Linked DNA regions of Mus musculus: region 2 is linked to region 1. The links are chromatin loops, found by intact Hi-C in ENCODE. Cell type or tissue: gastrocnemius. All regions are shown on one strand. Links, peaks and the distances in the headings refer to the core of each region. The heading gives the core; the rest is flanking DNA. Region 1 overlaps Mnat1 (menage a trois 1). Region 2 holds the start of D830013O20Rik (RIKEN cDNA D830013O20 gene).

Region 1 (2,913 bases), core at 299-2,798:
AAGTGATTTTATCGCCTTTACCTTGTAAAGACAGCAAGGCTGGTAATTGTTTGAGGATCTGAGGATTAAGAGTGCTACTGCTTCGAATGTATGTTAAGTGACTAATTTTCACAATCTTTAGTACATAGCTTTGTGTGCTAGCTTTTTCCCAATGTCAAATGAATCTTAATATGTCTTGCAATTAGTGACAAATAAGAAACATTGTAATTAAGAGACTGTTTCTTTAAAAGCCTTCAAAGGTTGTAAAAGATTAGACTTGGCTATATGTGAAGGATAAATGTTGTGTAAGAATGCCCCTCAGTTCCCCTTGTATAATAAATCTCAGCTGTGTGCTCAGCGAAAGGGCTCAGTGCCAAAGAGAACAGGTTCAACTTGTCTGTGAGGATTTGCACCACAGCAAAGCGCACAACTGCTTTGTAGAGGTCACAGTGGTCACAGGCATGTGCAACAGAGTCAGAGTGGCTTTCAAATCACCGGAGAACCTAGTGCTACTTGCTGTTTAACAATCAGGGTTGACTTCAGGCATTGAAAGTATAGTTAGATCATAAAAGTAACTGAGTACGGTTCTCAGTCTGATTCCAGATGTACTTAAAGTAACTTCAACAGCACCTTGTAGCAGGTCTTAAAGATCTTCAGAGTCATTTTCTCGTAATTTCCCTGATGTAGAGAAGGTGCTTTATTTGGTGGTTCCAATTGTGTTCAGTGGGCTGAGATATTGTGTAAGAACAGTTTCTTGGGATGGGAACAGGGGACTGTAGGTGAGTTCCAGTGCAAGACCAGATGTCGTGAGACGGTCAGAAGGTGCATGTCTCACTAAATCCCATTTCTCTTGATTTTAACAGGATCAGGTTATCAACAGCAGCAAAGGAAACACCCTATCTATCTATCTATCTAAATTTTTAGAAGAGACAAATCAGAAACAGCCTGTGGAGAGGTGGTGAGAGCCAGGCAAGGGAGCCTGAGGTTTAATAGAAGGAAATAAGGAGATGCAGAACTAGGCTGAGCTGGGTTTTGCCCAAAGTTATATCTGAGTACTTTTTCTTGTTTTGGTGACCATGTTTATTTTCAGTGGTGATTTTATCGATGCAACAGGCAGCCGTTGCTGTTGGTGGGAGATTAAGTGGTAATCTGTAGAATGTGTCTCGGCAAAGGCAGCTGATTGGCAGCAGCACCTGTCCTAGCAACTGGTCATATGTTAGTACTTACCAGCGTTAAAATACCAAGCTGTAAAATTTAGAAGCACTTGAAAGCTAGGTTTTTCATTGCTCTTAGGTTACTGTTTTATTAAGTATACATCTCTTCAATTTACATTTTTTTAATAAAATGAAGTCTATAGAATAAAATTAGATTTATCCCCCAGAATTAAAACAAAAAACAAAACCTAAAGCAAGCCATGTGACAGGCTAGATGCTTTTGTGTTTGTGTGAGCTGCACTTATGCTGAGCGATATGTAGGCTTTCAGAGGCCAGCCTGAAAGGACTGTGACTCCTGTATGCTGCTTTTGTAATCCATAGAGTAAACATGAAGTGCTTGCTGTCAAAGGTTCAGTGAAATGCAGCTTAAAGAACTGATTAGCCAAGTGGCTCCCTAAAGGCACTTTATTTCATCATTGCTAGGAGTTATTCTTCTTAGTTGAAATAGTCTTGTTGATCATATCTCAAAGTATATACAACTTATAGTGATTGACAAGTCATCACTTTCTGTTGATGACTTCTGTTAGAGGAAGAGCTTGTTTTTACTTAGTATACAAAGAAAAGTAAACATATAAGAAAAAATATATATGTATAAGAGTTAGAGTTTATTTCTCAGTACCAATGTAGCTTGCCTAAGTCTAAATGTATTTTAGAAATAGATTGTAAATATTTTCTGCCAATGGTATTTTATCATTTTCATTTTAAAAGAACCTATATATTAATACATAAATAAGAACCTTATACTTTATAATTAATGGCTATAAGTCCATATTGTGGCACATTAATTTGTACATGTTTATAAATATTTGAAAGTAGGGTTAATTCAGGTGATTCATGCTATATTATAGCTTCACAGTGTCTACCATGTGCCAAATATTTGATGAATAAATTATTTTTCTGTGATAGATACATGCTTAGTATCTTTGGCAGTGAAGGGTTTAAAACCTGGGTAGAGGTCTAGAGTGATGGCTCAGCAGTAAAGAGCACTAGCTGCTTGTACAAAGGACCTGGGTTCAGTTCCCAGCACCTGCATGGTGACTTGTTACAAACTCCTTTAATCCCAGCACTTAGGAGGCAGAGGCAGGCAGATCTCTGAGTTTGAGGCTAGCCTGGTCTACAGAATGAGTTCTAGGACAGCCAAGGGTACACAGAGACACCATGTCAAAAAACATAAAGAGATTTTATTTATATATTCCAGTTCTAGATAAGCTAGTACTATTTGCTGGCCTCCATAACCTCCAGACATACACATAATGCACAATAAAAAAAAATCTTGCTGGGCAGTGGTGGTGCACACCGTTAATCCTATCACTTGAGGGGCAGAGGTAAGAGACAGGTAAAGCTCTGTGAGTTCGAGGCCAGCCTGGTCTACAGAACAAATTCCAGGACGTTCAGGGTTACACAGAGAAACCCAAAACCAAAACCACCTAACCAACTGGGGGTGAGGGGAGAGAAAAACACCTTAAAAAAATCCCCAAAAGCCCTTAAATAGAACTAAGAGATCTGTCATACATTATTTGGGTGGGTGAGGTAGAGGATTGAAAGGGCTGTTAAAAAACCTGTGCATTCTTGAAAGCAACCTTCCTAATGTACCAAGCGCTGCATCAGACATGGAGTATGTATGACACAGGGTTTATACCTTCTTACTATGTTTTTACTGAAATATGTTTGTTTGTTTGTTGTTTTTTGTTTTGCCTACAGAGGAAAGATACATTTAGGT
Region 2 (2,913 bases), core at 211-2,710, 200 kb after region 1:
GGTAGAGATGAGGGCTCTGTGGTAGGTTGAATGAGACCAGCCTCCATAGGTGTATATGTTTAAAACCCTGGTCTCCAGCTGCTGGCTGTTTAGGGACAAGGGGATAGGGTAGCCTTACTGGAGGAGGTATGTCGGTGGGGATGGGCTTTGAAGTTTCTAAAGCCTTGCACCATTCTGAGTTAACCCTACCTCCCTCTCAGGGATGGAGATACGAGTTCTCACCAGTTCTAGCTGCCACATCTTTGCTCCTTCGGACTCTAACCCTCTGAAGCCAGAAGCCCAAATACGCCCTTTCTTTTAAAAGCACCTTGATCATGGTATTTTTGTCACAGCCATAGGGCAGTAACGAGGCTTCTGTGGTTTCTCCGGTGTTTAAAACGAGCTAGGTCTCAGGGAACACTTTGCAGGAGTAAGGCCACTTGAGTTCCATAGGGCAGTAACGAGGCTTCTGTGGTTTCTCCGGTGTTTAAAACGAGCTAGGTCTCAGGGAACACTTTGCAGGAGTAAGGCCACTTGAGTTTGGCAGATTTGGAGGGAGGGGGCGTTGCATAGTAAAGGTTTGCTACGAGGATAGTCCAGAGCAGGTGCATCATCCGGGAGTGAGTTCACGGTGGCCAAGGGTGTGAAAGGTGAAACACGTGAAAGGTGGTCAAGGGACACCGGCTACCCCTTTTCTGAGTGCACTTCCCCTTCCGTGACAGATGGGAATACAGCAGCGTTGACACATTTACTCCTTGGGTATGCCCACTTAGGCTAAACAAATTTAGCACAAGCTGAACAATTGGAACTCAGAGCTGATCCTAAGGGATTTAACAAGAGCTGCAAGGGCATTCAGATGACCCTGGATGATTCTAAAACCTGGAGAAAAAAAAATCCCCCAGCAAGCCCAAGCTGTCTGATCATGCGACCCATCTCCTGACTGACTGCTCACAAAGACCTGGCCAAGGACATTCCAGCTGTGCCAGGCCACTGGGCAGAGATCCCAGAGAGAGCAATCTATCACTGTTCATCACCCCCTCACACCTCAGGGAGCGTGGGCCTGTGGCCACGAGCTGGCAGACAACAGCCCCTAGCCCTTGCGACAGTGTGTATCCCCACTGCCAGAAAAGCAACCAAGGTTTTAGCACTGCGCCATTGGGTAGAGCCCTGGAGACTCTCAATACTCAGGTTCACCATTGGGTGGCTCTACCGGGGTCACCAGCAGAAGAGATGTCTCCCTCCCAGAGATTCATGAAGCCAGAGTGACAAGGTCGTTTTTTACCCTTCTCCCGGTTCATCTTCCCGCCCCTTCATAGAACATATGGGACCCTTCGTGCTGTGTGCACCCTGGCTTGAGGTGGCAAAGGTGAGGAGGCTCCACTTACCCTCTCCCCCTGCACCTGTTGTCAGTGATGATGGCTTTTGACTGTGGCATCTTCAGCAATTTCTGTATAGCCTGCACCATAGGCTAGGCATAGGATTCTCACCTGGATCATGTTCTCCCGCTAGAACAGGACTAGGTCATAGCAATAAAGTCAAGCCTTTCTCATCTGACCCACCATCTACTCTTCTTCCTTCTTTCCTTCCTTCTTTCCTCCCTCCCTCCCTCCCTCCCTCCCTCCCTTCCTTTCTTTCTTCTTTTCTTCCTTCATTTCCTCTTTCCTTTCCGTAAATCTTACCTTGATGTCTTGGCAAGAGACTCCAGGAGGTTGGAGTTTCTCTCCACAGGAGTAGATCAATCACAATCCACCAAGACCCTGAACCCATTGCTTTCTGAATCAGGAATTCAAAAGAGAAACAAGCCAACGCTCTTGTGCCCCCATGTTGTCCTTGTGCAACATCAGGGCAGTGATGTCCTCTGGCATGAGAATGGCAGGAACACAGCCAAGATGGAGCAGGAGAGAGGCTGGGAAGTGCCACACAATCTAGCTAGCTGCAGTAGCCAACATTCCTTGGCAACGACACTCTCACTCAAAGCCCTGGGAAGCACTGGGACACAGGTGTAGTCTAGCATCTATAGAGAGCACACCGGAAAACACCATGACATCCCCCTTGTGAGTTCAGTCCCCCTCCCATCTCGCCATATGCTGGTGACAAGGAGGAAGAGTGGGCAGTGTCACACACCCACCATGCTGCCCAGAGGGCAATGATGTAAGCCACAATGCTTAGGTTTCAGCTCCAAATGTGGCAGCCAGCAGCAGGAGGTGCTGGCAAACCCTTGGCTGCCAGGCATGCTTCTCAGAGCATCCAGGCTGCTGCATGGAGTTGCTGTTGCCCTGGACTCTGCAGCCCCCCAGAGCCTTAGGCTAGGTGGCTGGGGACTTTTGAGGGTTAGAGATGGGTCTGCAGTGTTTGTGGGAGCAGTCTCTGCTGTCCTTTCCAAGGGACAGAATGTTGCAAGGAGTCTATGTCACCACTTTTGAGCATCTATGCCCTCAAGCACTAGACTAAGTCCTTTACATGATTCATTGACACCTCTCAAAACCCCGCTAGGAATATACTGTTATTGGACTTTTGAGGATGAAAGTCCCAAGCCGTAGGCAGGCCGCGTCATGGCTGGTACAGCTGAGAACTAGCCAAGGTTCTTGTGCTTAGGAAGTAAACGATGCTCCAGCCTCCACAGATTCAGAGCACTAGCAGAGCAATCAAAATACTGAACAGGCAGAGTGTGACGGCTCACACCCTTTAATCCCATCCCTCAACAGGCAACCGAGGAAGACTGCTGTGAGCGCAAGGGCAACCTGGGCTGCATGAAGAGACCTCTCAAAACAAACAAACAAACAAACAAACAGCATTCTAAACATAGGTTAGATGTAGGTTGCTTGAATAAAGCAAGTAGCATTCCAGAATATGAGTGGGTACAAGGTAGAAATACCACAATAAATACATGTTTCAATGCAGCATGAAGGCTCACTAGATCTGGTCACTTGTCAT

The links. Hi-C counts contacts between places; a loop is a spot of excess contacts. Peaks named below come from ENCODE experiments on the same cell type or tissue, not always from the same donor. Only the 100,000 strongest peaks of a DNase experiment are listed, where the experiment ranks them.
Region 2: a loop joins it to region 1, with 2.7 times the contacts of the local background. A loop is called at or near these places in 2 of 42 quality-filtered maps.

Annotation. Positions count from the first base shown.
Region 1 is chr12:73,206,077-73,208,989 of GRCm38, forward strand. The region is part of intron 6 of Mnat1 (menage a trois 1); the gene reads left to right. Among named protein-coding and RNA genes, the nearest start is that of Gm23910, 62 kb to the left of the region's middle. In gastrocnemius, for the core only: no CTCF peak of the experiment used is centred there; no DNase peak of the experiment used is centred there; H3K4me3 peaks cover 475 bases; H3K27ac peaks cover 2,500 bases.
Region 2 is chr12:73,407,745-73,410,657 of GRCm38, forward strand. D830013O20Rik (RIKEN cDNA D830013O20 gene) reads right to left here and starts at 1,819. Exons shown (of 4, transcript NR_046013.1): 1 at 1,659-1,819. In gastrocnemius, for the core only: a CTCF peak has its summit at 1,166; DNase peaks (open chromatin) are centred at 1,021, 1,888 and 2,145; H3K4me3 peaks cover 638 bases; H3K27ac peaks cover 2,500 bases.